Linked DNA regions of Homo sapiens: all the other regions are linked to region 2. The links are chromatin loops, found by intact Hi-C in ENCODE. Cell type or tissue: prostate gland. All regions are shown on one strand. Each heading gives the region's core, and the rest is flanking DNA. Links, peaks and the distances in the headings are about the cores only.

Region 1 (10,604 bases), core at 1,465-9,464, 650 kb before region 2:
TCTCCTGGTATTTCAAATTTAACTTCTCTGAAATTAAATTCTTTCTTCCTGCCTCTCCACCCCAACTTGCTTCTGCTCCTCCCTCAGCCTCCAACTCCCAATCTGTTCCTCCCCCAAACATTTCTCTGTAAGTCAATGGCTTCACTAGCCTCACTACTAAAGCCAGAAACCATGTAGTCGTCTTTGATTCAATCGTTTCTCTCATCTGATACATGCAGTCCATCAGTGTATTAGTTCACTAGGGCTGCTATAACAAACTACCATAGGCTGGGTGGCTTATAAACAACAGGAATTTATTTCTCACAGGTCTGGAGGCTGGAAAGTCCAAGATTAAGATGCTGGCAGATGTGATGTCTAGTGAGACTCCTCTTCATAGATGGCCATCTTTTCAGCGTCCTCACATGGAGGAAGTGGCAGAGGAGCTCTGTGAGGCCTCTTTCATGAAGGCACCAATTCCATTCATGACCAGCTCTCCTTTCATTACCTAATCAGCTCCCAAAGGTGCCACTTCCTAATACCATCACCTTGGGGGTTAGGATTTCAACATATGGATTGTGGGGTGGGGGCAGGGGGGTGGAGGAGATACACATTCAGGAAGCTCTATTCTTTCTTTAAACTGTATCTTCAACCCATCACTTCTCTCCCTCTACCTCCTCTGTTAATACTCTAATCTATCGCCGTAATAGTTCATCTAAGCTACTACTTCAACTATCACCATTTTTTCTAGCTGGTCTTCCTGCTTTCATGCTTGTCCCTTTCCAATCCTTTCTCCTCAAAGTGGCCAGTGACACTAATAAAAATGCATATCATATCATATAATTCTCCTGCCTGAGATATCTTACTGGTTTTCCACTGGACCAATAAAATATAAGCACTTATCAATAAAATGTAAGCAATGCCCTACAAGATCTGGCTGCAGAAGTCTACTCAGATCTCACGTTCTACCTTTCTCTTTCAAGCTCCAGTTGCCTTGGCCTTCTTTCTATTCCTCAAACATGCCAAGAGTTCTTTTACGTTAGGACCTTTGCGCTTTGCCTATAGTTCACCTTCCTGGCTTCACATAATTGACTCCTTTGAATCTTCAGGTCTCATGATAAATGTTACCTACTCAGAAAGATCTTCCCTAAGCTCATCAAGTCTCTCTACCTTGTCACTGTTTTCTCTTATGCTGCTATTTTTCCCCCTCCCAGCACTTACATAAAGCTCTAATTATTTATTTCTTGCTTTGTTGTCTGCTGTCCTTAGAAGAATTTATGTTCCATGAGATGGGAACCATGCATATACATCTGTCTTGCTGAGGACGTTAACCCTAGAACCTGTGAGAGTAACTGAAGCTTGGTTAATATTTGTTTAATAAAAACCACAATTATTTGAAGGAATGAAAGCTTGTTTATTCTTTGAACATGGATTTTCTGATTACAGATTCTATGTTGTTTGTACTCTAACATTTTGCTGATGAACACATAGTGTTGTGTAAATATTTGTGATTGATAATAAAGTGCAAGATTTTCTGGATTTTTAAAATGTCATTTACAAACTGACCATGAAGTTGGAAGAAATTTTACTTCTATAACAAAAATCATATTGATGATAGCCCACGTTTTGGATTATTTTAAATTAAAATATAAGTTTCACATACCTTTTTGCCTTCCTCTTCCTCTCTTTTCTTCCTCTGCCTGCCAGGCAGACAGGACCCCTGGGCCCAGATTGGGGATTGGCATTCAGAAGGGGTGAAGAAAAACATTTCGGAGAGATATGCTTTGTAGCCAGGCAATTCTGAGGAAAGTGTCCTGGGAACATACCAGGTTAAATCCCAGGCAGCCTGTTCACATGAACCATATAGCTGAGGAAGCAGCTCAGGATGACCCTGAGATGGGGCTGGTCAGACCTGACTCTAGAGAAGTTCAAAGAAGGAAAATTAGTCCAGAGTAAGTTGCTGAAGCAGATTTTAGATTTTTGTTAGGTGCCTACCTTCCTAGGTGGACAAGATATGGTTGAAGGTGTTGGCTCAGCCAGCACAACTAATAATGGGTGCAAGTACAGAGCATATTACACTTTGGGTTCCACTGAAAACAAGAGAATCTGCAGGGCTCTGAGACTTAGGACCCTTGAAATCTTTGAACCCTGTATTCCTTTCCTCCAATGCAAACAGTCTTTCAGTAGTTAATCATTTACCTTTTCTTCTTAAAAAGAATGTATTTCATATAATCTATTTCATTTTGTGGGGTTTTTGTGCTTGTATATCAAATCTAGTGAATACAAGTGGGGGTTGATGACATATTTATCTTCTGGGAGTTCTGTATGTCTAGGGTGTTCTAGTTGCTATGCATTAGGGTGTCAAGTATAGTTATAAATACAATGAACACATGTGTGTGTGGTAAAGCCCTGTCATTTCCTTAAGACGGGGGACCAACTTCAACCAAACACTACCCAGCAAAAGCCAACAAGAATGGACAAAGATTATGCCTACCTTCTTCCTTCCTTCCCTTACTCTTGTTCTCCTTCTTTCATTAATTTATTAACTCAATTTATTAAGCACTTACTGTGCACATTGTTCATTGCACAAAACAAGAAAAAAGACATAAACTTTCAAGGGTTTTCCAATTAAGATTTTATTTGACCAACAAAACATACTCATATGAAAATATAAATAAGGTAAAAGGAGCAGTGTAGTCATTATGATCTAAAACAATATTTTTCAAATTGTAGGTTGCCAGTCATTCTTTGCTGGGTCATAAAATAAATTTTTTTGGTTGGGACTATACTTTACCAAATAATAATAACAAAATCAACAGGAGAGAAAAAGGCAAATATCAGTGTATATTGCAGGTAATAAAATAGATGTTTTCATAAAATTTTTGCAGAACAAATGTATGTATGCACTACATGTCAATGTAAAGTGTATGGCTTACTACAAGACAGGGCTAAAAAATGTTTGAAAGACACAATACAGATGATTATAGAAGAAAGTTAATATTAAGTTGAATGATTAAGGAAGGTTTTTGGAGGCTGAAAGTACATAAATAAAGCTTAGAGGGGATGGGATGCCTTTTTAGATGAAAAGCTGCATAAAATAGTTCTATAATTGTGAACTATAACCATATGAGAAAGTGAATTCTATAGAACCAGCTTATTCTTGAATGACTACCCCAGGACCAATTATCTTTCCAGAAACTTCCAGGAAACACATGACCAATATCTAACTAAATTGAGCTCTGATGCCACAAAGGGAAACTTAACAGAGTTGCTCCTGTGAAGTATACCCCACTAGAAGGGTGGTTCAGGATATCTTCTGTCCAATTGCGTGTTTCAAATATTTATGTATTTAAGATATTAAGATTTTTTTAATGTGAAATATCTAAAGATTCACCTCAATAAATTGAAAGTGATATTTTTCCCCTGAGTCCCTTGTATTAGATTCACTTGTGACTTCATTGGACAGTGTCTTCTCTGAGCTCTATGGTCTAATACGTATTGAACAAAAATTCAAGGACTCAACAACTGATTTATTTTAGCATTTCTTTTTAATACAAAAGAAGGAAATAAAAGAATAAAAGCAGTCGGGGTGGCCTCTGGAGAAGGGGAGCTGTTGTTGCAGGAATCTTGCAAGTTAATGAGAATTCACCCGGGACTCAAGAGGGATGGAGAGAGGGGGAGAAAGGAGATGGGGGAATGGGGTGGGGGGATAAAAACTCTTCCTTTGCAGCTGGCCCTTTCCCTCATTTGTTGCTCCAATAAGCAGTAATTAGGTCCTGAGCTAATGGTGTCAGCTGATCTGCTGTTTTTAGGCTAGACCCAGAGGAATCTCCATGGAAACCCTGCTGGAGTCGTCCCCCCACCTGGATGCTGCGTGCTCCTTTCTGCCACCTGGCTGCCGCCGGGCCCGCTGCTACCTCCTTCTGCCTCTAACCTGCAGCCTGCAGCATGCGCACTGCCCCCGGGATCCCTAAATGGGACAATTCTGCCCGTGACGTCAGCGCCCAGCCGTCTCCACAGAAACTTTTGTCCCATTGGCCAATCAGAGAGCTTGGAAGGGGCCGGGGAGGGTGGGGGAAGGAGAGGGGAGTGGGAGGGGTGGGGGTGAGGGGAGAGGCGAGAGGTTTAGCGTGTGGAGCTGCCTGCGCTCCGCCCGGGCTGTCAGTCCCGGCTCCAGCCGCCGCGAGACCTTCCCGGAGACGCGCGCACACACAGCGCACCCCCTGCACACCGCACACCCTCGCTCCCTTGCTCACACACACGCACACACTCAGCCTGGCCGAGCAGGAGCCACTGACCATTTTGCAAGTGTCAGGACCAGCTACAGCGCGGTGGGCGCAAACATCCCGCTTTCCCTTTCCGGGATTTAGTCTGGGAGACGACGACGAGGGAAGAAGGTGGGCTCGGACGCAGCCCAGGCGCCGGGCACTGGTCGGGCCGTTTTCCTGGCAGAGCCGCTCCCCGGGACGGGCGCGGGCCTCGGGTGAGAGTAGAATAAAGAGGAGCGGCCGCAGCCGCCGCGCGAGGAGGATGGGAACTCCCCTATTTCCAGCTCTGGAAACAAATGGATGGAAGTCCTGAATGGAGCAACTGCTGACTTCATCTGCTTGGAAAAATAGTCCAGAGGAACTCATATTTGGCTACTCAGAGCAGTGGAGGGGGTGTCCATGACGTGGCAGGGGGAAAATAGACAACTGAAACCTCCCGTGTGAACTGCAAACTGTGACCAAGCAAGGGGAAAATGATCTTTCTGTATATATTTTAATTTCGTGCAAAGGTTTTCAAGCATCTGTATCCTAAACTTACTTCTATGTCTTGTTCAGCAGAAACCAGAGGAGTCCTGTCTGGGGGTCCCATCATTATTCGGGATACCCGCCGCCAGCGGCCTGCCTTCGGTTACCCACATCCCCCTGGAACGGATATCTGTTTGGGGCACTACAATCTATCCTGTAGAACTATGGCCAAATCTCCATCAATGCTTTGCTAATTTCTGGGACTTAACTCGTAGAATCTACATACAGGGCTGGAATTTATTCAAAATGCATCTGAAGAAATGACATTTTAAACCGTTTTAAAAAATATCTTGATAAAAAATTCTGTAAAACAGAATTTGATAGGTTTAAAAACATGACAGGTAAGAACTTTCTCTTTCTAGTCCCTTAACACCCGTCGTGGGGAAGGTCAAAGCAGGACCCAGGAGGAAGGAGAGATCCGGGACCCGTGTGCCCTTCGGGGCTCAAAGGCGCTGGGCGGGCGGCTGCTTTCGGGAGAGGCGCAGCCCTCACTCCTGGACCACGGGGCCAGTGGCTGGGGAAGCTTCTGGGGCGCGCGCGGGGAGGCGGCGCTGCGCTCCACCTGCCCAGCCCCGGACGCAGCCCGGGGGCGAGGCGTCTAGGGACCACCCCAATTCAATATTGGGATTTTTAATAAACCAAGGAATGGGATTTTAATTATTGAAAACCCAGCTCCTCTGGGCCAGAATGGTGTTGGGATGGTCCTGGTCACAAAATATTAAAGAGACCGACCGCTAAGGGAACAGGAAAAACGTCCGAGACAGCCGTTGCAATTACGAATGGACCAGACTTGGTAGCACGGGGCATTGATTGCTGGTGCCCAACCGGACCCTCCTCCCCTCTTCCCATCCCTTCCCCCACCCAAAGCAGGCTCCCGCTGCGGCCGGGACCTCGCATCCCTGCAACGTGGCCGGGGCTGCATTTTTCATGAGCCTAGGGTGAACAGGTGCGAAGTGCGCTGGGAGCATCCGGCCAGCGGCCGAGCGCGGGGAACATGGAGAGCGAGCGCGACATGTACCGCCAGTTCCAGGACTGGTGCCTCAGGACTTACGGGGACTCAGGCAAGACCAAGACGGTGACCCGTAAAAAATACGAACGGATCGTCCAGCTCCTCAATGGCTCCGAGTCGAGCTCCACGGACAACGCCAAATTTAAATTCTGGGTCAAATCGAAGGGCTTCCAGCTGGGCCAGCCGGACGAGGTCCGCGGGGGAGGCGGCGGCGCCAAGCAAGTGCTCTACGTGCCTGTCAAGACCACGGTGAGTGACTCGCCTTCCTCTGTTATTTGTCTGCCGGAGCAGCCCGGCGGGGAGGGAGGAAGGAGAGAGGCGGGAGAGAGGGGGAGCCGTGAGCCGCCGTTGGCTCGTGTGCCCCCTACCTTCCTCAACCCCCTCCCCAAGTCGTCCCCACTCGCATTAGCCAGGCGCGTTTTCCCCACTGTACAGTCTTTGTGGTCCTTTATTTTAAAGCGGCAGCGCACCTCCAGAGCTGGCCTCCCTCCCCGCCTCGGGTTCCCGGACCGGCTGCAGGAGCTTCCTTCCCCGGGTCGGGCGGCGGCGTCTGGCGTCCTCGGGCTGGGCCATTGTCCCATGTCCTTCTCTGGGCGCCTGGCGCGTGTCCCACCGCCGCCACCGCGCCTAAAGGCCAGGCTGGAAGCCCGGCCGCACGCTCTGAGAGCAGACGAGTCTGATCGATAGTCTACAGTGTCTCCTTATTGGCATAAAGCCCGAATGTAGCGCTAGCGGTGGATGTGGGGTTTTCCCCAGGACACTGTCAGGTTTTATCGTTAGATCGCTGCCCGGGAGGCACGGGGCAGCCCGAATGCCTCGATCACTCCCAGAGATCGTTGCCGCGACTGTTGAGATTGTAGATAAGGTCCTGGAGATTCCTCCTCCCCGCCCCCCCATTCCCTTCCTCACTTCCCTCTTCCACAAATAAAGCCGCAGCTAGAAGATGAACAACAAAGAAAGATGGGTTTAGGCGCTATCGAATGGTGTGTGTATTTGTTCCTTTTTCTGGGGTGGCTCTAGTCTCATGGCCACAAAGCTCTAGCCCAGGCGCCGCGAGGCACTGGCATTGAGAGCCCAATGCATCTCAGCCTCACGCTGCAGAAGCCAGTGGGGCTGGGGAGCCGCAGCAGCGTCGATTTTCTTCACAAGAAGATGGGAACTGTGGGCTACAAGTAGGATGGCAGATCTGATGCAGGAGACCTTTCTGCATCATGCCACGGTGGGTACTCGCCTGGAGTAGGGATGGGGGAGGCTATCTGGCATCCTTTGTATTTTTGCCTCGCTTTGGGGTTTCTTGAGCATTTCTTCCTTTCCCCCCTCCTGTACTGGCAACTGTTTCCCGGTGCAGTATTCCTGGAGGATGCTAGAAAGGAGACGCTTTGAAAGCTATTCTATCTCTAATGGAGGTATATTATATTGAATTGAAAATATGTGCATGAAAAGTTTTTTTTAAAGCATTATTTGGAAGGGTCTTTTAGGTTTGGAAATCAGTTTATGGTTTCCTGAGATTAATTAGAAATAGTTGTTTGAAGGATGTATATTTATTTTAGAATTTATATAGAAATTGGGAACCAAAAGTAAAAGTGAAATGGAAACACATATAAAAGTTCTGTGGTGGTTTTTTTTTTTTTTTTAACAATGTACTATTGTTGGGAGATTTCTAAGAGTTGGACCTATAAAGGTGTCTTCTCCTTTAGCATGTGGCACTACTAAAGACAATGGTGAGATTATTGTCTGGCTTTCCTAAATAATGAGGACTAGATTGGCATGATTTAGAACTGAGGTTTATTTACATCTGGATGAGCCAGAAATCTGATATACAGAATGAAGTGCTTTGATTAATTTGTATTGGGAATAATATCAAGAAATGATGTAGAAAAATAATTTATTGTTAGAATTCAAAACATAAACATGCATTTTCCTTTGGACAAAACTGAGCTAACTGAATGGATAAAATCATTTAAGATATCTTTACTTAAGGTATTATTTCATAATATCATGTATGTTTTAAAGAAACACTGTTAGTTGGGAAGTTTATTTTTCATTCCTTTTATGTTAAACTTAGGTCCCTCTAACTGTCAGATAGCTTCACGTGGATATTGGTACAATGAGTTTATACTCATATGGATTTGACTACACCCACTATATGTGTTAACATATGTGTCCTTTTAAAGGATTGACTATTTTAAATAACATAAATTCTGAACAATTTTAGAGATACTAAGATCATCATAAATGTCAGTTATTCAAACTAGCATTCACGCATTCATATACCACTATTTTCAGTCAAAAATTTATGCAGAATAGCTAAAGAATTACTGCTAAGACATCTAGTATAGAGTGACAACTTCAGGGATAATATTAAAGTAACACGTGTTTATTCAGTAAAGATTCCATATATTTATGGGAGAGAATATAATTCATCAGGTGATTGTTAGATAATGGTTCTCATGTAGTATTTAAGAGCTCTGCTTTTCATTCAAGCCTGTTTTGAAATATTGAAGAGGTTTTTAATTTATGAACTCGTCTATTGCTCTTTATAAAATTTTTATACTGCTCCCGACATAGAATTATAGGCTCCTCCTTCTCTGAGAGACAGCCAATCATCATTTCAATGAGTTAAAAAATAAAGGATCCCCTTTTATCATGTGTTTCCCTACATTTCAAATTATTCCTTCCTTAATGATACATTGATTTTTCTTTCCGATGGTAGGAGTACAGTCACCAAGAAGACAAAAATATATTTTCTCTTAATTCCAAGGCATATATTGATCAAAATAAAATACTGTATTTGAATGGTATTTTCGTGCAGACTAAGAATCATTCTTAGCTGCTTGAGGTTTGAGGGTTCACGGCTGGCTTTGCTGTCAGTAAGAGATGCTTTGCTCCTGATGTTGCAGTAATCCACTGCTGCTGATAATTAGACATCATTACTACTGCGAAAAGGGAAAGAGAAAAGGGGAGAGGACAGGCTGAGGCTAATTATCTACTTTAGTTTAATGAAAGAAAGAGAGACTGATGGCACCTGGGAGGTTATACTAGAACAGAGTAGACACACCACATAGACTTAATTGAAACAAGACTATCTTTAAGTCTCATAGTTAAAGAAGCTTGGTTCTACTCTTATTTTCCCAAAAGAAATATAGCTTTCCAACTACTCTTCCCCCTAAAGCCTAAACTTAACTGATGATAAAATCGAGCAAGTTACAACTGACTTAAAATAAAAATATTGACTACTGGAAAGGATAAATATGTCCTTTAATATTTGTCCTGGTCATGTCTAAACCTGAGGGGACATATCTGCCACTGATGTTTAGACTGCTTTTTGATGGAGTAGATACTGTTTGGTCACCAAGCAACAACATCCGGCAACTCAGCCATTTTAGGTCTGGTGTGGGACCTGTGCTTTTGCGAGCCCGCCTGCACTGCACACTCACGCGCACGCGCATATGCAGTTTGTTGAGCAACCCATCTGCTTTTTAGATAGTACCACTGTTATTTTTATACATTCTTTCATTAAAAGTGTCAGAAATTTAGAAGAATGAAATGATGAATGACTTAAAACAGTTCCGAAAACGATATAGCAAATGGTTGACATTGATTACATCCAACTTTTAAGCAGCGATAGTTTTAAATTCACTTAACTATGGTAACTCTGTTTTACACATTTGGTAGTTCCAGTGTAGTTTGTTTTTAGAAGCTTTTGATCCTGATTAACGTTTTCTGGCAACAATTAGTGGAAACATCACACTTGCAGTTTAAACTACCAGAACACATTATACCATTTGATATTGTGAATGGTAAACTTAGAAAAGGAGAAAATTTATTAAACGCTCTTTTTAAAAAGTCCTCTGCATTGTATAAAACATTAGGAATTTGGTAAGCTCATGTTTTTGTCTTTCAGTATCAAGCAAAGAAAGTAATGAATATGAATATTGAAACTGTATAATCAAAAGATGTAATACTTTTCTTAACCTATATTTGTAGGAACAGACACAAAGGTCTAAATTATGCCTTTCTTATATATATTTCTTTCTTATATTTATTCCAATACAGGTCTTAAATGAATTTCCATCCAGAAAGGAAAATGCATTATCTTTAGTTGTGCTATTTACAAATGATGATTTATTCAGTTCTGCAATCTGTAGCCTCAGATTTCATATTGTTCTTGCTGTGCATACTACTAATTGATTACTGTACAGTGATTATAATGAATATTCATGGACTGACTCATAAACAGTAACTGTTTTTGTTATTTTTCTGACTGTGGTTTTGGTCATAAATCCTTTATGCTACATCAGAGTGAAAGAAATAATACCCCATGAGGAGTCCTGTATACCTTTCCACCTGGCCTAACTTTATGCCTAAGGCACCTATATTAGGCCTTGATCTGGAATCTGCTACAGACCCAGTTATTTATCATGATACTTTGTATCTATGACACAAAGACAAATCATCATAGTGGTCACTGAGATGGAAGCACATTTTTGCTTCTATAGTGGACATTGCTGTTGATAGCCCATGCATTTTTCTTTTCATTAAAGTACTTTGGGAGATCCTGTAGCATAGGATTTGGGGGTCAAATAGATCCCGAGAATGAATATCAGCAATGTGGCTTATTAGCTGACTTAGTGATTCTTTGTGGAGTTGTGAAGAATAAATCATCTATGACAAGTCCCCAGCATAGGTCAGCTCGCAGGGAACAGTGGGGACCAGTAGTAAAGGCCATTCTGGCTTGAGTATTAAGGGGCAGGAGATTTCCTCTGAATATAAAGAGGAAATATGACCCTGTTCGTGTATGAAGACTATCCCACACTTATTTCTTG
Region 2 (10,564 bases), core at 1-8,000:
TAGCTGCATCTGTATCTAAAACAAAATCCCTAAAGTTGCCACTCCAGAGTTTACAAATTTGGAGACCATATACTTTTTCTCACAAAGAAAGAAAATAGAAATTCTGTTGTGAACTGGAAAGTCTTAGTTACACTAGAAAGATTCTTCTTCCACATATATTTTTCTTTAAGTGAAGGCAAAGCCACATTTATACATAAGCTTTTGGTCATGGTTCAAAATATCTATTTTGCATTTCCTCTCCCCTGATGTCCTATCTTTCAAGAAAATCACACACACACACACACACACACACACACTCACTCCAGCAAGAAAGATATATATAACATATTCTGCATGAATTGGAAGATCATTCTTAACGTTAATTTGAGTACTCTCTCTTTAGTTCATTTATTGCAAAAACCACATATTGAGTTATATATTTTCTATCCATCCTGAATCTTTACTTTTAAAATCAGGCACCTCATTTAATATTTGATGAAGAAAAGGCTAAAGTCCCTAACAACAACAGCAAAATCATCAGAAGCATTGTGTAATATGAAATGATAGTATCTATATCACAGAAATGCTTAAAAACTTTTTTTAATTGAGAGTTAAGAAATACTATCAATTATAAAAGTAAAAATATTTTATCATGCAAGTTTAGAAGAGAATTCAAGTCCATATGTATTCACGTAATCATAAAGAAAATATGAAAATTAACCAAATATTAATTTGGTTAATGGTGACCAGTTATCACCGTTAACCAAATGGATCAATTTCTCCTTTCTTCACAAAATAAGAATTAGATAAGTCACTTATACAAATCATAAATTTCTGAAAATTATATTTCCAGTACGATTCCTTGCAATTTTATTCAGTATTTGATTTTAACTGGCACATTTTGAATACATACACATTTATACAACTACCAGGGGAAAAATAACTTAAACCAAATTGAAAAATTACCATAACTACTAGTTCAATATGTCTGGTTAAAATAGAGACATCTGGTCTATCGTTCTTTTGTGTTGATGACTCCTAGTGTGTCTTTTCCCATCAACGAACTTTTCGAGAGGAAAATCCAACTTTTAACAAAAACCTGTGACTTAGAAATCTCTTTCAAATTATATCAATACAGATATATCATTATTAGATCAAATAAAACACAGTACCTTCAAGAATAGTAACATATACTGATTGAATACAAATGGCTAGCTTTAAATTCCATCAGAGTAATGTTATTTATTAAATAATTCTCTGCAGGCAGATATGGCTAATTCATGACTTATTATTTTTAAATATTTATAAATCAACTCATTGTTCACTTGCTTAAAATATACACTAAAGCTCTCTAATAGTACTTGATTGCCACTCCACGGAACCTGAATAATGCATTTTCAGAAGCCTTGCACATCCCCACACAATTCTGAATTAATGGCCGAGCAAACAATAAGTAATGTACTATGCTCCAGCAAAAACTCATTGACAACATCAATCTGGCATCTACTTAACACTTACTGCTTACTTCTCACATATTCCCCACAACTTAAGTTTCCTCTTCCAGATGCAGTTCATTAAAGAATCACTATCACCTGCCCATTCATCCACAGAGTGAGAGATTTAGCGATTAACGCAATCACAGATAAGTGGAGAAATAACATACAACACTACAAAATTAAGAGATTAAGTAAAGGGACCTGGGCACTCCAGCTACCAATAACTAGATTGCAATTAAAAAGGACTTTGTCACTTCTTCGCTGGGCAATAGGGCCAATTATCTAAAACCCTTTGCTAGAATCCAGATACATACCAGAGCAAGGCCCTTCAACCAAACTCAGATAATTACTTTTGACAAATGTTCTCCTTGAGCATAATGTAGTTACTCAAATGCTTTTCAAAATGACTACAGTTACAGTAAAACAATCTTTACAAAGTCAACCCAATAACACGTCCTGCTCCCCCCTCCCAAAACCCCCGCTGCATGCAGTCTGCTTTCTTTTGGCCAATTTATAACAGATAGTAAGCTGGCGAATAAATGTTTAATTTATGCAGCCAAAACCCTGAAAGGCTTAGCTTCAAATGTAATGCCTGGCATTCCCGAGACACACTGTACAGAAATATCCTTTTGAAAAATCCTTTTACAGCTGTCCTTTAAAAGAAGATAGGAAGAAAAAAGAAAGAAAGAAAAGAAAAACCCACACATATACATGCATCAAACCAAAGACGCCGACGCCCCTCTGCCAACCGGCATTTCTATAGAGACATTCTTTCGATGATTAAAACGTAAGCTCCGAAAGGTTAAAGAAAAGGAAAAGCAGCCAAGTAACACCGCCCAGGAAGCCAGCAGTAAAATACACCTAGCTGTACACTCTTAATAACCTCCCACTACAAATGACACTGACCCAACTTCACCAAACACACACACACCCGAAACACACTCACAAATTGCACACACGTGCACAGAATGTACACACAAACATCGAGCAGAGCACAATACCTACAAACACAAACGAACTGGAGCCACACAAAACATGCACGTATCAGTGTGCACACATAATGCACACGACATGGCACACAGACACGCAACCACCTAGCCCACATGCACACGCCCCACAAGTCCGTGTCGGACACACACCATGCATGCACGTGTAAAATGTTTGAACTCACAAACGCCGAACATACACACAGACTGTGCACAGAGTTATTGATGAAATTCCGGGGGGTGGAGGGGCCGGGAGGGAGTGGTAATTGCCACACAAAGGTCTCCGGAGCGGCAGAGAGGGAAGTCGAGCTGCGCCGAGCGCTCGGAAATTCACCCGTGGAGAAGGCACAGCAGAGCCCCGAGAGCGAAGTACGGGGAGAAGTGTCCCGGGCGGTCCCGGACGCGGGGCTCCCGGAGATAATCGCTGCGCCCCTCCGCGCGCGCACGCACACACACAGGGGCCCCCGGGCGAGCCCACTCCCGCAGAATAACAAAGAGCAGGAGCCCGGCGAGCGGGCGGCGGCTCGGGCTGGAAGTGGCCGTCTCCGCCGCCGCGGACCGGCGCGGGGCGAGCGGCGGGGCCGGCGGGAGGCGCGGGCGGCGTGTGGGGGGCGGTACGTACCAGGCGGGCAGCCTCGGCCCAGGTGCGGTCCTTCTTCTTCCTCTTGTCTTTCATGTTTGCATCTCATTGATGGTTCTGATGATGACGTGGGGGATTCCACGGGGTGCTCGGGGTTCGGGCGCGGAGACAATGACCCAGTGACCCGGTGACCCGCACTCGCTCCGCGGGGGGAGGCGCGCGGGCGGTGGCGGCGGCGGCGGCGGCGGCGGCGGCGGCGGCGGCGGCGGGTGGGAGGGATGGAGCGAGGGGGTGGGGTGGAGTGGGTGGGGGCGCGCGACGGCGGCGGCGGCGGCGCGCGGCGGGCGGGCCGGGGGCGGGGGCGGCGGCAGCAGCGGGGCCCGGGCCAGGGGCGGGGGCGGCGCCGGCCGGGCTCGCTCGTGCGGGGCTCGCGCTGCGCCACCGCCGCGGCCGCTGCGGTGACAGCTCCGGGGATGCTCCGCTCGGCCCCGCTCACAACAATACACTCTGACGTCACGGGGAATGGCGACGCGGCCGCACACTCACCGCGCTCACACTCGCCGCGCTCACACTCGCCCTCTCGCGCGCGCACACCCGTGCACACTCGCCGCGCGCCCCCTACTCCAGCCACGCCCTGAAACCCTCGCGAGACCCCTCTCCCTCCAACTCAGCCCCCAAATTCCTGGGGCGCTGCCCACTCCGTGCAGGCCGTTCCACCCGCTTCCCGCTGTCCCGCTCAGGCCGAAAGCCGCGGACACGGTGGCCTTTGGAACTTGTGTAGGAGTCCGCCCCGCACCTCGACGCCTCTGTCCTGTGCGCTCACGCGTGCACACTCACTCACACACACACCGCACTACTCTCCTCTGTTGGACTGCCTTAACCCTGTCTCTGCTTGGCTGGGGGAACTCCCAGAGCCTTGTTGAAAGGGTACAGAGCCAGTGTCTTCGGATACAGAACTAATAATGTACGTGCAACTTAACACAATGTTGAACCACCTACAGCATCTCAAACAATGCAGGACCAAAGAGCCGTCACCGTGGATCCACGCGATGCCATACCGTAGGGCTAATTATATTTAAACAGCGTGTAGTCAACATTCTGTAGAGTAAAACATGATGCACATGGAAAAAACTGAAAAGCTAACGCTTGTGTATTTTTTAAATTATAATTTTCAGGTCTGGGATACATGAAGTGTTGGATTGTTATCCTTATTAGCGAACTACCAAAAAATATGTTAAGACTTAAAAGTTTATGGTAATCTTTCCAACTTCATACATCTCTAGTGAATTGTTTGGGTCAGTAGAGTTATTTAAGCAAAGAAAAAAATGACGCTGTGACCCACACAGTAATTATGTGTATTTGTCTTGAGTATCTGAAAACAAAAAGGTCACTTCTACTGGATTATTTTTCTGAAGTTATTTCCTGAATAGGATATTAATGGTATATAAATAGTACTTTGTGTTTTTTCATACACATTATATCGTTTGATCCCCAAAACAGCTCAGTTAAACATATATTTCCCCTCTACTGTACAAATGAGGAAATGAAACTCAAAAACATGACAATGTATCCAAGATATCTTGCTAAATCATTTTTAATAATTCAAGTCTTTTGACCCTAATCTCATGTTGTTTATTCAATTCTATACTGCCTGTTTAAAAATAGTCTTGTCTAAAAAATGAACACTTACATCTAATGAAGAGATTTATGTCTCAGAATGAGAACAATTATAGTAAGGTGATTCCTTTGAGAGCACTGTCAAATGATTGGAGTAATAAAAATGTTTGATTACCAAAAATTAAACAGAGACAGTTCATAATCATAAAGAGCTGCATATGATAATTCTTTTAGAATATTTGTTTTATTAATTCATTAGACTGAGAAAAGACTATGCATCAGTTTTAGAAAATATCAAAAGATTATCTGCACTTTTTCTTTTTTTAAAATGGATTTAGAGAACACGCTGAAGTTATCCCTAGGGGAAAATTTTATCCATGCAATTTGCATAATTCTATCCAGGTGTATTATATTTTTACTTTACATTTCAAATATATTAAATTTGAATCACGTTCACATCTGCTTTTATTTTCCAGAATTCTCTTTATGGCTAAAGTAATTGATATATTTTCAAAGTATTTTCATTCTAGTGTTTTTTCTTCTACTCAGAAATACCTATTTTAAGCAATCAGACATAACATATAATTTGTTATTTTCTGTGAAATAGTGCTTAATAAGGAGTTTTGGAGCCAGCTAAAGGAAAACATACATATTCAGTTATTTCACAGGAAGGCCAATTTCTGGTTATTAAGAGAAAATATATTGTCCTACTTAAGCAGATGTAAATTGATGTTTTAAAAAAAAAGCTATTGTTTATGCATTCATTCTCTGACAGAGAGCTAAGTATAAATAACCAATCTTATGAACTCACTCTTAGATTCTACCTCACCTTTTGGGTACTTGAATATAAATAGTCCATAGCAGGTAAGTCTGGTTAAAGACTTGGTGAATAGTCTATGTCAAATTAACATATTTTACAGAGCACCATTTCCAAGAGACCATTGTTAGACTTCTTTCTTCTACATTTACTTTGTGTCAGGGGGCAGGAAATAGATTAATCAATTACAGATGTTTTATAATTTGGTAAATTATATGAATAGCTTTTCAACATAAAGTGAAATACATTATAAGAAATGTACAAGTAAATTTCTGTGAAAATTAATGGGAGAAATAACTCTGCTGGGGAGATTAAATAAAGCTTTAGTAAAGAGAAGTTTTCAGGTGGGATTTGAGGAATGGGTAGGATTTGAATATTCACACTTGTAGGAATGGAGAAAAGCTTTTTCAAACACAAATGCAATAAAGGTCAGTCAGGACAATTGAAAACTAGGAAAATATTAAATTAGATAGATGACAACTACCAAGCACTGCTTACATTCAATTAAATTCATATCAGATCACATATATTTCAAGAACTCTTTTTTTAAATGAGTAGAGAGGAATAACTCAGAGAACAGGCTCCAGTTAGAATTGCCTATAAATCCTCCCTTTTCTGAATCCCCATCCCAATTATACAGTAATGGAGATCCCTCCAGAGTTCAATTGGCATGTAACAGCAGCTTCTCTGCATTCCACTGCTTTCTTCATTTCCATTCCTACTAATAGTTCTGAATTCAACAACTTAAACATTTGTGCATATCTCCTCTCAAGAATTCCAGCAGATTTTTTTCATTTCCTGTAATGTTTATTGCAACATGCTTAACAATCAATAGAAATAGGTATATAATCCAAAGAGGAAGAAATATTAATTTACATATGACAAAATAGAGGTGTTGGAAAATGGTTTACCGTACAAAATGGAGGTTTACTGGAAAATGGGCTAAGTTAATGTGAGGCTCCAAAAGCAAGAGAAGAGACACCTAAGGATTTGAGGACAGAAGTTGTTTGTTCATATCTGTGGTCCCTCAGGAGATACAAGCTTTTGCCATGGATCCTGGTCAAAGAGTTCACCAAATATGGGAAACTTTAGGTGTTTCAGGCAGGGATAGGGGGCTGGGATTCCTTCGGATTCAGACTCCTTGTGTACATGGCTACCATCCACGTGCCTGTTGAATGTTGTGTGAGGAAGTCTGGATTAAATAAAAACATCTTCCATTCCTCTCCAACAAAATCCCACCAGCGGGCACAACACAGAACAGGAGGTGGAGTGGGGAAGGAGTAATAAAAGATGAGGGGAGAGAATGGAAGCCAGGGTTGCAGGGGAGATGGAAGAGGTCTTTGTTGGTCTGATGGCCATGCCCCATGGGTTTTATTTTTGAAGTAAGTTTGTTTACTATGCATAAGCTTAGAATCTCTGAATTTTCAAATAATAACATTTAATAATTTTAGTTTTTCTAAACATCTTTTGTTAATGATCATTTAGAATCTGACTGGTCTGGAAAATCCATGAAGGTGAGCCCCTTATCTCCTTTGTCCACTGCTCAATTCACTAAATTTCAAGCAGTAAGCAAATTCCCTGTCATACTCTAAGGTGCAATAAATATTTACTGAATAAAAAATAAACCATTGGAAATAAAGGAAAATGATCCCTTTTGTTTTTAATACAATAAACGTCCAACAAATCAAGTTATAGTTTTATCATTTTACTCTTAGTATCATTTTTTCCTGTCCTATTTATAGTCCACTGAACAATTTAGGAGATATAAAGTAAAGTAAAATAAAGCCAAGTGTCACTATTATTCATTATGTGTAGTCAAGTATTACTGAGTGATGCTCCTAAGGGCAAATGAATTTTGACCTTGTCTTTTTATTTTTTTATTTTTATTTTTTTTTGAGACGGAGGCTCACTCTGTTGCCCTGGTTGGAGGCAGTGGCGCGATCTCGGCTCATTGCAAGCTCCGGGTCCGGGTTCACGCCATTCTCTCGTCTCAGCCTCCCAAGTAGCTGGGACTACAGGTCCCCGCCACCATGCCCGGCTAATTTTTTGTATTTTTAGTAGAGACAGGGTTTCACTCTGTTAGCCAGGATGGTCTCGATCTCCTGACCTCGTGATCTGCCTGCCTCGGCCTCCCAAAGTGCTGGGATTACAGGCGTGAGCCACCGTGCCCGGCCTGACCTTGTCTCTTTTATTCTACTCCTACATATCCTTAACTTTTTGAGTCCCTCATTATATCTATTTAAAGTCAGTTTTCCCATGAATATAAACAAATTAGCTTCACTTCAGGACATATAGAAGTCTTAAAAATATTATCCGAAAGTAAGATTATCTAAACTTGGGACGATTCTTCCACTACGACATGAGTAGGATAACTGTGATCATTTTGTTTTTACTTGCAATCTATAACAGTTTAATACTTTAAGATTTCAGCATATTTTAATTATGAAGATATGTGTAGCTATAAAGACAATTAAATTTTCATTTTCTTCAAAAATTTTCTTTAGGTGATTTTATTTATATTGTCAAAGCATATCATTAAAAAGATAAATTAGAGCTACTTTGAGACTCATTTTTAAATCTCTGGCCAATTTGTATTGTTTGTATATTTCAGTGCACTAGTTGAAACATAAAATTTTTCATCATATATCGAGACCCTTAGCAGCTAAAGTGTTCTTGAATCTGAGGAAAAATAGAATAAAGTAGCTAAAAATATTTCCATAGTTTTCTTTTTCACTTTCTTAAGTTGCTCTCTTTTCTGCTTTATCTTTCTCCTTTCTTTGTGCAATAACAAACTCTCCTTCTGAGTAGAGCCCTTCATTCAAGAATTTACCTTTTTCCCCTTTAAACCCTTAATTAGCCATAGAGAACACAGTCTGATTTATGGCCTAGCGTTTAACAGGACTCACACTTAATCCATTACACAAAGAGGGATACACATATTCCCTAACAGCACCACTCATTAGTTTATACAAGATGAAAAAAAAAAAACACTTAGCAAATGTAAATAAAGCGTTGCGTGATACTATCTTCTTATGCATATATAATGTGATCAGAATTTCAACATTGCAGTCTAACAGCTTTTTGCTTATTTTCAAAACTACAAATTAGATTTCTCTAGGTAAACTCTAATTCAATCCCACATTTAGTGGATAAGAAGGAAAATTACATGCTGCTAAATTTATCTTTATGTAGAAAGAATTTCTTAGTTCACAAAGAAGACTAGAATTCTGATTATAGTTACTGTCTCAGACATAATGGAATCCTGGTCATTTACTGATATGATGTTTCCCTCTGTTTTCATGTTTACCAAAAGAGTAAATTTTGTGATGGAGACCCCAAAAAAAGAACTTCAGAGGGATCATTAACAAGTAATTTATTCCAGTAATTTTGTACCTAACTGCTATTATAAGTTGTACAGTAAAACATATGAAGTATACCCCTTAGATAGTAACCTGATATTGGAATGTCCTCTCCTTTCTATGCATAGCACCAAAAGCTCAAAGGAAGATATAAAGCTATTCTGCAAGTTTTAAAAGGATGGATTGAAGTGATGGGGAGATAGGGCTCCTTTTGTAACTGAAGAATTCTTATTGCTTTCCCATTGAGTTTTATTGCAGGGGACACGGCTGATCATTTTAGCCAACACACTTCCAGTAACCATGGGGTGACATGATTGATTAGTTAAATAGCAGAAATAACTGGAAGATCTCTTAGGAGCCCATTGTGGCCAAGGAAATGTCATCCAATTGTCCATTGGCTTATGTGGGGAAAGAAAGAAAGGCAGGGGGGAGCACAGGAATTGCCAACCCCACTGAGGCCCACCTATTAATGAGTAAAGCAGTAGGACTATATTTAAGAAAAAAGAGAACAATGACTCTGCAGTGGCAGAAATCTGTTCAGCATTTTCATAGCCCCAGTGAGGCTGGGGGTGAGAACAGAGGTAAGCCTGTTTATCTTCTGTGTGGGAATAGAGAGATCCAGAAAAAGAGATTCTTGCTCACCCACTCTCCGTGACTTTCTACCACTCTATCACATTTAGGCAAGGTATCCCCAAGGAAAAGGATCAAAGATAGTTATGACATTTAGATGTCAAAATAATGAATCATGCATTTTAAGAATATCTGGATTGAGTTGCTGGTAGGAATTTTAATCAATGCGCATTTTTTAGCAGAAAATTCTTTTCTCTGGAGACCCTCCCTTTTTTAGGCCAAGAGGCGATTAACTCCATAGTAGATTGTCTAGATCACTTTTCTACCTAACCTATAATCATTTAGTTAATTTCTATTTTATAAAACTAATCTCCCCTTTCTGTTTGTGGGCTTATTGCTAAGTTCTCTATGTAGTCAAGGAGTGTTTCACTTTAATAAAATTTCTAAAGTTTGGAAAATTTTCTATTGTTTTTTACTGGAGGCATAATTAACATAAAATAAAAGGCATAGGTCTCAAATATTTGGTCTGATGACTTTTAATAATTGTATATTCCCTAGTAACTATCATCCAAAACAAGATACAGAGCATTTTCATCACCCCAAAATATTTCCTTATGCCATTTCCAGTCACTCCTCATGCCTTCAGAAACAACCACTCTCAGACTTCAATCACCATAGATAAGTTTGGCCTGTTAATAGTAATTTCCCCTATTGGTAGCTCCATCTATTTATTTTTGTAATGGTGTCAGGTGTATTTGATGAAGTCATATATATATATATATATATTTTTTTTTTCTTTTATGGTTAGGGTTTTTGAGTGTTACCCGAGAAATCTTTGCCTACTCCAAATTTAAGAAGCCATTCTCCTTTCTTTTATTCTAGAAGCTTTATGGTCTAGGTTTTACATTCACATCTATGATCTAACTATAATTAATTTTTGTGTATAGAATGAGACAGGGATCTAATGTTTTTCATATGGCTATCCAGATGTTTCTATACAGTTTATCATTATTACTCTTACTAATTGAATTGACTTGGCACTGTGATCAAATGTTAATTGACCATATATGTATGAGCCTATTTCTGGCCTTTATATTTTATCGTATTAACCTGTATGGTTACACTTATACCAATAACAAACTGCTTTGATTTCAGTAGCT
Region 3 (10,604 bases), core at 915-8,914, 180 kb before region 2:
CACTGGGTGGCAGCAGAAATGTAATAAATACCCTGTACCAATGTACTATCTTATTGTTTAATCCTATCATTTATCATGTAGCATGCTAAAAGACTATTATTTTCAATAAAATATCATATGATAGATAATATTCATCTAATTAATCTCTGTAATATAAACTAGCATATTCAACTATGAGAAAAATAAACATTTAAAACAAACTTAACTACCTAATATTCTATGAATATAATTTTTAATATTACCTAGAATGGCTTTGTGAATTTGCATAGTTGCTTTCCCCATACTTAAAAGTTGCTATTACTTTTAATAGCCATAGAAACCTGCTAACAGAAGTCACACATATTGAGAGAAGAAATGAAGAATTTAGAAAAGACAAATAAATTTACTCACAATCTTCACACCTAGAATTAAACATTAATAGTCACTTGCGATTATATATATTCTCTTTTTTGATGTAGAGTTGTTTTTTCAGCAATACCAATTGGCTGGGTGCCATGGCTCATGCCTGCAATCCCACACTTTTGGGAGGCTGAGGTGGGAGGATCACCTGGGGTCAGGAATTCGAGACCAGCCTGGCCAACATGTGAAACCCTGTCTCTACTAAAAATACAAAAATTAGCCAGGCATGGTGGTGGGCACCTGTAATCCCAGCTACTCGGGTGGCTGAAGCATGAGAATTGCTTGAACCCGGGAGGTGGAGGTTGCAGTGAGCCAGGATCTCACCACTGCACTCTATCCTGGGTGACAGAGCGAGAGTCCATCTCAAAAAAGAGAATAAATAAATAAAGAGGTCATTTTTACATAACATTTTTAAGTGTTCACTCATTTTTCACTCAACATAGTACAAGTTACATGTCATTGGTTATTTTTCTCAATATTCTATATGGTGATTGCATAATATTCCCACATGGCTAGACCAATTTATATAATCAGTTCTCTTTTGTTAAATATTTGCCAATTTTTCTAATATTTACTTTTACAGATAACTGTTGTTAGTTTTGAAGGCTAGGTAGCCAATGATTTTCAGCCTTCCAATGTTAAGTAGTATATAAATAGTTTATATAGAGAAAGATTCTGGTACAATGAATTTGTTGCTTTCTGATTAGAACTTTCTGATTAGAATCACTTAAGAGTCATCCTACATCAAAACCTCAAGGGTGAGGGCCAGAATTCTGCATCTATTTCAATGCACTTTAAAGTTTCAGAACCACTGGCAATCTGAATAAAATTATATAGGCAGATGACCTCAACAATAACATTAATAGAAAATGCACAAACTTGGAAGAACATTTAGCTTTCATTTGTCTCAATTTCTTCCTTTATTAAGTGGAAATGATGATATATCCTAACATTAGGGTAATATTAAGGGAACAATGGTGTTTATCAAGAGTTCATTTCCAACTTCAAAATGCAGGCTTTGAAGACTCTGTTAGGAAGAGTATGACTCTTTGAATACTAGAGATCACATATTGTGATCATAACATACAACAAACATTATGCTAAGCAGTATATATGTATTCTACCCCTCACAACAATCTTGCCAGGTTACCATAATTCCATCTTATAGGTAAGCTTGGATGGTCAGTTGGGTTAAGTAACCCAGGTTACATTGTTTGTAAATGTCAAAATCTGAATTCAAACAAGACTTTCTGGTCCTATGGTGTGTGTTCTTTCAACTCTAGTATTCTGTCAGGCAATATGCAGAAAGGTAGAGGTATAGCCAGCCAGACGAAGTTTCTTCCTGGTTCAGTATAGAGTTATTGTATGCTTACTAGTTTCTTTCTTCTCCATGGTACTTAAATATGGCAAGGGAGTATTCAGAGCAGATGCTTTTATAGACTTTATTGAAAGGCAAACCTTGAATTTATGTTTTTTGGATTTTTTAAGACTTTGCATTTTACAGGCTCTAATTGTCAAGTACAGGTCAAGTGGTGTATACAGTGTTCAGAAGTTTTGAAAAAAATATAACGAAATACTCCACTAAACAAAAACATATCTCTACTGACAGTTTTCTTAAAATTTACAGCTAGCCAGGTGCAGTGGCTCATGCCTATAATCACAGCTACTCTGGAAGCTGAGGTGAGAGGATCAATTGAGCCCTGGAGTTTGAGGTTACAGTGAGCCATGATACACTACTGCATTCCAGCCTGAGTGACAGAGTGGGGACCTGCCTCTAAAGAAAAGAAAAAAGTACAGCTACTCACAACAAAGAAGACTGGAGCAGTCCACGCACGCTGACATTTACCTAAAACTCATGGTTTATAAAGGGCAGGACCTTTGGAGAAAGTGGATTCCTTCAGTTGACTTAGTATCTTTGACTCTTACTTTATCTGAAAATGAGAAAACCAACTTCTTAGTTCTCAGAGGTGGCTTTAGATCTAGCAAAGCCTGAGATAAAATGATTAATACATAAGGCCCTTTATTATCTTGCTTGGTGAATAAATAATCCAACTTTTCCTTAGAAGTCTAATGACATGGGCAAAGGAAAAATAAATAATTTAAATCATTTACTGAAAAAGTTATACTTTTTGTCAAGTTAGGTCTTCGAAAATAGCTGATCTCATCACTCATGCAAGAACCTTGATAAACAGACAGCCTTACAAGTTCATTATCTTACCTTCTATAGGAGCCTCCTCTTCTTAGTAGGAGATTCTGAGAGTAATTTTATTTTAATTACCTACCATAGTACACTGGGATCCAGAGCCTTACATTTGTTTCTGCCTCTGCATGGGAAGTCTCTCCACTTGTTGTCCACTTGACATGGTCCCACACCTTCACACTTTCTTCCATTCTCTACGCAAATATTCTTTCCCTCTCAATTATCTTGGGCTGCACAACAGAATACCATGGACTGGTGGCTTCAACAATAGAAATTTATTTTCTCACAGTTCTGGATGCTGGAAGTCCAAAATCAAAGTGCCAGCAGGGTTGGTTTCTGGAGAGGTCTCTCTTTCTGGCTTGCAGATGGCAGCCTTCTTTCTGTGTCCTCACATGGTCTTTCCTCCATGCTCACATGGACAGAGAGATATCTGGTGTCTCACTCTTCTTATAAGGACACCAATTTTCTTGGATTACAGCCCCACCATTATGACCTTATTTAAGTTTAATTACCTCATTATAGGTCTTATATCCACATACAGTTACATTGGGTATAGAGGTTCAGCTTATGAATTTGGTAGGGGGGCCACATTTCAGTTCATAGCACCTTTTCAGCCAGGCCTTCTCTGGGAACCCTTTATACATTACAACCTCCATACTTTGATTTTTTTTTATGTACTTACAATGCTTTGTTTTCCTTTATAGCACTTATCACTTTCAAATATACTATACATGTTTTGTATTTCTCTCTTTGTTACCTGTCTCCATCCACTGGAATAAAAGCTCAAGAATGATGACAATTTGTTCACTGTGGTACCCACAGTATCTCTGTCATGCCCTAGCAAAGAGGAATCTATGATACAAACATTTCTTGTGTGTATTAATGAACTATCCCTATGTTACGCACGATGGAAGCTACTACAGATACCAAAGTAGAAGAGATACTACAACTTCTCTTCAGTAACTTTTAGTCCAGAGATAGATAAGGCTCACCATAAATGAATTGTAGCTCCCTGTAACCATAAGATATAACTCAGGGAATGACCAAAAAGGAATATAGGGATCTGTATCGTGCACAGTCCAGAAAGACATTTGCTTTCCACACAGAAACTAACTTCATCAGATTTGCATAAATCTATTTGCTAAACTATGAGTCAGGAAATCATATTTTTCCATTATTAAAGTTAACATTCATTTTTTGTAATATTTATATGAGCCAACTATGAAACATAAAAACAGGTCAAATCCGTGTGTGGAAGGATGTTTTAAAATCCACCTTCACAGTCACAAACAGAAATGTCCCATGACCATATTTTAATAAACAACCATGTGTTAGAATAACTGATTACAGAGCCCAGTTTTTCCTTTCTGAGAAATTACTTTGATAGTCTTTTTCTTAAAAAAAAAAAAAAAAAAAAAAAAAGAAGGAAATTACTTTTAGGTCTTGACCAAAGGGTGTTCCAAGTGAAGAGGTCCCAAATCTTAGTAAGCGGGCAAAGGTGGTTTTATTTTTTTCAGCATTGCTTCATTAATCTGAATGTAAAACTATAGAAAAAATAGTCTCTAATTTAGCTAGAAAATAACACTCATTTGCTTGCTAAGGTCTAGCAACAAAAGAATGTTAATGCACATTACTACCTATTACTACAACAGTGAACACAAAATGAAATGAGCAGATGCTGATTTACCTTCTCTGGTGAATCATGCATGGCACGAAACTGCAGTCCTGAAGCAAGCTAGACCATCTGTGCTGTTTTCTCCAGATGAGCCAAATTTGATGACAAACCATTCTCCATATATAGGAGTTTTTCTTTCTTTCTCTCCATTTTATATTAGAAAGTATAGTTTCCCCAATAGAAGATGCAGAAAACTATTTTGCATCTTCTACTATATTGCTAAATATTTTGACTCTGAGCCTGGATAAAGCAGTCTGGAAATTAAATATAACTTCAAAAGAGACATCTTTTCAGAACTTGCATTCCTCAATTATTCTCTCCATCCATATGCAAGCTGTTCTGGAAAATAGGATGGCCCAGAAAGGTACATTTGAATGGCATTTCTGATAAATTTCTTCCACCTTATGATAATGTTTTATGGTTCAAATTTTCTTGAAAAATCAAGTCATGAGAAAAACCATGTATTCCCTGTAATTCAGGGCCTAGCATAGAGATGGTGATGAAAAAAATTTTTGCTTTTGAACGTTGGATGAATTTTGGCACTGAAAGTGCCTTCATCTTTAGAATCCCTTGACAAGTATTAAAGGTCAAGGAGTGAGGTCTTTTTATATTCAGTGAGATGACATGTTTTACTTAAGTAGAAAGGGAAGTTAAAATATCTCTTTTTGAAAATAGGAAAATGCAATTTCTCACTAAATCTAAACTTAAAATTTCTTAGTTTCACAATATCTTCAAATAAATACTTATCAAGATACTTAAAACATTAGGTTGCCAGATGGCTTTAAGATAAATATTTGCAAGCAAGAGGTGATAAAAGATGGGTTTGGCCTGTGGGCAAGATGATGAGTCAGACACGGAGCAGGAATGTGAATCACCCAACGTCATGCTCTCACAGCTGGGGCAGGATGACAATGCAGCGTGGACCACTTGGTGCTACAGACGAGGCTTCTCTATGGAGTGACAGTCATCGCTTATGTCCTCAGTCACCAGTGTGGAATTAAGAGAGTGGTAGGATTCACTTAAACAGGCGAGCATTTCTTGGAAAAATACTGATACAGGTGAAGCTAATCTCTGGCACTATATATATCTTGGTGTTATCAGCTGGATGACTCTTGTATGCTTTTTCATTTTCTGCAATGATCAAAATATTTTCCTTCTGTGATCACCAGCAGAGTGGGGAGCTTTTATTTCTCAAAAGTACTGCATGACACATTTATAAGTTCCCTGACTTCAATCCAAACTTGCAGCTTGCATGTGTAACTCTTTGTTTTCTTATTTGAAACCTATTAATATGAATAGTCAGAAGCAATTTCTTCTCTTTTAAAAAAATTAATTGCTCACATTGCAATTTATATCAAGATACTCCATTTTTTGGCATTGGTTTCGGTAACAGTCTCTGTAACACTAGTTAACTTTTACATACAGGAATATGTTTTATATTTTTTAAAAAGTATTAAAGAGTCAATGACCACCAAGGACATCAGGCACCGTAAATATTGTTTCAATATGTTAACTTTTAAAACGTCAATTATTAACATTACCAACATCTGAACAAATTCCTAGATTCATGAAAGAAGGCTTTGGGGACAGAGCTCTGAACTATGTAAAAGATCTGTGAGACAAAGTAGTAAATATAGAAAGCCATGTTTGCTCACTTCTGCCTGCCAGCATAATTTCACAAAGCCCCTGACTCTGTGACAAGATGCAGTTCTCTGGAAGAATGCTTTGAGGACAAAACTGGATAGAGCACACGGTTCCCACATCTCTTGAATGAAGTCACCATATTCCTTAAAGGATAAATGACCCTAGACCTTGCCTTTTCCTATAATAAGATAATGTCTGACAGGGTCAGTGATTATGCCTCTACTGTCTATAACCAGATGTACTCTTGCACCCAAAATTTGATATGATTTTGCACGTACTGAACCTTCACTGCCTGTATATAAGCAATGAGCCAAAACAGTTTTGGAATAGTCTGATGGAACCTCTCTGAAAGATCTCTCCAGGGCTATAGTCCTCAGTCTACAGTCCCCAGTAAGACTTCTGAATAAAACTAACTTTAATTCTTTACAAGCTTGATTTTTTTTTCTCTAGTGGACGGTCATAAAACTCAAAAAGATCATTATCAGAAAAAAAGAGTCTCATTATTGATGAACCCTGTTCCAGGAAAGTAACTGGTATACTGATGGGGAAGAACTTGCTCTCCTGCCCCGTGGTACTGCCCTTAAACCATGGCAGATGAGGGGAAACATGTGCCCTTCTAGAGGTCTCATTCTCAGCCACTGGCAACCCTAGTTTCACCCACTTGGTTGCTTCCTTCCTTATTGAACCTTGCACGTCTTGGTTATATTTTTGTCACATTATTTTATTGTTTTTCCCACTAACCTATATTTTTTTCAAGGTCTGAGACCCTCTGATTTTTCTTGGAATCCCCAGGAGTTAGCAAAATCTGTGCAGCAGCCATTGCATCTTCTAGCAGGTAAGAGGATGGGCTTTTGTTTCTGATAAATCTTTATACCCCAAATCTTAGCTGAGTGTTCTTAACTTTAAGCTCTCTAAGCCTCAGATTCCTTATTTATTACATAGATATAATAATGGTGCTTCCTTTATAGTTTTTTTTTAAGAATAAATGTGATAATACCTGTAAAATGCTTTGCGGCACTTGTTACACTGCATTTCACTAATATTATCAATTATTTTAAAATTATTTGTTAATACCTTCAATGTTATCAACTATTACTTTTTAATCTTTTTTAATACCCATTTTAAAATAATGTTAACTGTTATTTTAAATAATTTAATAAATTATTTTTAATGTTATCAATTATTTCTAAATGAGTATTTTTTAATAAAGCCTTTTTGGAACAGCTCTGGAAAATCGCTGTAGTATACACTTAAAACTCTTCAAAGTTTATCGATATGAAGGGAACTTGTAAAATCTCCATATTCAGATCGTGACGTCTTCTTTAGATTTATTTTTTAAGGTAATAATATTACTGAAAGTCACAATTATAAAACTGGAATTGTAAGGACTGGTAGCTTTGATTATTCCCAGTTGTTGCCAAGCAAATCTTTTTGGACAGGAAAGTTTCTACCAAAGACCTTTCCAGTATCAACATATGAAGAAGAAGAAAGAAACTGGCTGTTACCGATCTCACAGTCTTTCTGATGGACAAAAGGTGAGGACGTTCAGTGAGTATTTATCGAGGAGAGGTAACAGATTATCCATAGAGTCCTACTCTGAATATAGTTTTTAAAAGCTTTAAAATTTGTTGAGGTTTTCTAAGCTACCAGCTAATTTTTCATTGCTTTTACTTTTCTTCCTGGAGATGTAAAGATTTTATCAAAAATATGCACTGAAAGAAAAAACGAAATCTACACTGAGCTTACAGGTTAAGGGAAGAAGGGGTATAAAATGTGTTAGTGGCTTCCACTTAGAAGCCATTATAGAACACTGTCCCTACTCCTACGCCAACCCTTTCAAATCCTCAATTTAAGACAAACTGATTTGCAAATGATGTTTATATTACAGTAGGAAATGTTTCATTTCTATATAAATGGACACACATAAATGTTGTCACCTATTGGAGGAGAGAAAAACCCAGGAAAAGCTCACATTTTCTACAGTTACTGAGGTCAGTCACACTTTGCTATATCTAGGCGACGCTGTAACATCCCAGAATTGTACATTGAAATCAATCAAAGAAAACAGAACCATAGTTCTGCACTCCTTTGAGGTCCCTCTGTGTTCCTTCTTCATTGAAGAATGAAGATTCTGGGCACAGTGTTTTCCTGAAATAAAATCACAATATGAAACTACAGATACAGGTTGAATCAAAAGTGAAATCTATTTTCCATTTACGAACTTTTGACAAATAAAGACTTTGTGATGACCCTATAGAAAATGAGATGGAATGTGTATAACTTCAAGTGTCCGAGACCTTGTTTTAAAGTAGCTGGTGCCCCCACTCTCGGGCCAAGTTGTTACTTATGAGGAGTGTCCATTTGCACAGCATGGTGAGTATAGTAAATAAGGACCTGTACACTTCAAAACTGCTCAGTACATTTCAAATATTCTCACCACAAAAACAAGTATTTGAGATGAATACGTTCACTAGCTTGATTTAACTACTCCATATTGTATTCATAAATTGTAACATCACTTTTTACCCCATAAATATGTACAACTATAATTTGTGAATTACAATGAATAAAAATTTTTAAATGAGACTTTAGCTGGTAATTTTAGCTTAAAAAAGAAAGTACCTCCGAAACAGACTTTCCCATAAATGCAATGAAGGTACTACGTAAAAATCCAAACTACCGATAAAAGCAGACTCAGGGGGCTCCTTCATTCACAGAACTGACATTCAGCCATTCTTCACTGATTTGTTTTTATAGGGCCACTTCTTTTGTGTAGCATGTGTTTAGATTGGTTGGTTGACCCTTACAAGATTGCTAAATATTTTTAATACATGCTTTACTTATATTCAGGTAGCACAATGGGATATTTACTATAGTTGCAGAACTTAAAACTGGTTAAATAAAATGGTCAAAACTTCAACCTTTGTTTTGTTAACTCAGGTGATTTTCCTCTAAGTAGTGAGTCTATGGTAGTTACATTGGCAACTTGGTTAAAAGTTTCTATAGGGATGAGTACTGGGTTCATCACTCAATTTAGACTTCTAAATTAGTTGTGACATTTGATTATTTCAACTTTTCATTTTTGCAGATCACTGTGAAGCACTGTGTGTGATCTTCACTTGAAATATTCAGTCTAGGCGATCTACAGTTAAAGAAAGACTTCAAATAATTTTATGGGATGTGAAACACTTTCTAGGATTTCTGTTCAATTCTCTTCTCTAGCAAGAAGCCCAAAACTGTTCTATCAACTACACTGCTAGCTGGGTTCCTTGTAAATAACATAATTATGTTTGATTACAATGAAGTATTTATGTGAATAAATACTGGATAAATCACTTGTTCTTTGATAAGTGCTATGATGGATACAAATAAATACTTTAGATCCTAACATAAATTATAATTCAAATTAGGCTACATTATTGTATTAAAAATAATGGCACATTTATACAAGAATTGTGTCATTGTACTTTTATGAAAATAAAAACACACAAGCATTCAGATAAGTTTCACTAAGCGACAGCTTAGAGAATGCTGAGCTGTTCAGTTTTATCCTAATAGGTTTTGGACTAGATAATGCCTGTGGGGTAATGCAATGAGAAAAAATTTTTAAAACAAACTGCAATTCTAAATAAAATTAAGAAAGCATTTTGTAAATATGTTAGTAGAAAAAACAGTGGAACAAAAAAGCATCATCATTGTCGTGAAAATAATGTAATTAATGTAGAAATATCCATCCTCTACTGGCTTACCTGAATAAATTTGACTTTTAATATTATTAAATTTGGTTTTTGTAGGAGGAAAAAGTATTTTCTTTTTTCCTACAAAAGTAAATATCCTCTTTCGCCATCTGGTGGCTAAACACAACATCTTCTGTGTAGATGAAAAACAGGAGATTTAACAGCCAACTGTGTTTAATGCTTTGATCCATCTTACTGAAAAGATATGCGTATTTCTTTAACCTATGTAAATATAACTGAAGCAATTTTGTTTTAATGGCTCACAGCATTTCATTCAAGTAACTCTAGTTACAATATTTCATGTAGGATTTTAAAAAATTAACCAAAGCAATTCTTCTAAGGGATCATTTTCTGAATTATTCATTTTGAAAGTTAAAAATACATGTGATAGTAACAATTTGTTTACCTGAATGCTTTTTGGTATAAAAAATTAAGATCTTAATGAAAACAGAAAGTCCAAATATAGTCTTAAATGATAAGAGTAACAGCTACAATTTCTGAAGTTTCAGTTTTAGCTTTTCCTGTTTTAACCATAGTTATAACCATATGTTGACAAGTCACCATTACCAAAAAGAAGCGTGGGTAATTTAAGAGTATATGGTTTAAGTTGTCCCTATAAATTTTAAATAGAATTTCCAATTATTAGTACATTTAACATATATAAATTACTTCATTTCATTAAAAAATTAAAAATGACAATTATTTCATGTTTAATTTCTTTATTTTCTCCAGAATATCTTAATATTGAAACCCAAGTTGTTACTTTGAGAAAGGGAAAGACAGAGAAACATGAAGAGACAAACATTTCATTTCATTTAACTTATGGTATTGTGAGCAGTCACTTTTGTAGGCAACACTTGTTTTCTTTGTAGAAAAGAAATAAAAAACAAACAGCACCATTAAAGAATGCATGATCCCTGAATTCTAAACAAAACACTGTCTAAAAATT

Evidence for each region. A loop is a pair of places that touch in the nucleus more often than their neighbours do. Peaks named below come from ENCODE experiments on the same cell type or tissue, not always from the same donor. Only the 100,000 strongest peaks of a DNase experiment are listed, where the experiment ranks them.
Region 1: it touches region 2 in a loop (22-fold over the local background); 4 of 110 quality-filtered maps call a loop at or near these places.
Region 3: a loop joins it to region 2, with 4 times the contacts of the local background. A loop is called at or near these places in 10 of 110 quality-filtered maps.

The regions. Positions count from the first base shown.
Region 1 is chr18:34,218,413-34,229,016 of GRCh38, reverse strand. NOL4 (nucleolar protein 4) reads left to right here and starts at 4,104. Exons shown (of 11, transcript NM_003787.5): 1 at 4,104-6,027. The coding sequence starts at 5,764. RefSeq lists an enhancer at 6,369-6,870. In prostate gland, for the core only: no CTCF peak of the experiment used is centred there; a DNase peak (open chromatin) is centred at 3,946; H3K4me3 peaks cover 1,917 bases; H3K27me3 peaks cover 731 bases.
Region 2 is chr18:33,571,205-33,581,768 of GRCh38, reverse strand. It overlaps ASXL3 (ASXL transcriptional regulator 3), which reads right to left and starts at 3,550. Exons shown (of 12, transcript NM_030632.3): 1 at 3,084-3,550. The coding sequence starts at 3,137. RefSeq lists enhancers at 2,234-3,221, 3,222-4,210. In prostate gland, for the core only: no CTCF peak of the experiment used is centred there; DNase peaks (open chromatin) are centred at 2,578, 3,795 and 3,915; H3K4me3 peaks cover 3,061 bases; H3K27ac peaks cover 4,577 bases.
Region 3 is chr18:33,750,949-33,761,552 of GRCh38, reverse strand. It overlaps ASXL3 (ASXL transcriptional regulator 3), which reads right to left. Exons shown (of 12, transcript NM_030632.3): 12 at 10,358-10,604. Among named protein-coding and RNA genes, the nearest start is that of ASXL3, 180 kb to the right of the region's middle. In prostate gland, for the core only: no CTCF peak of the experiment used is centred there; no DNase peak of the experiment used is centred there.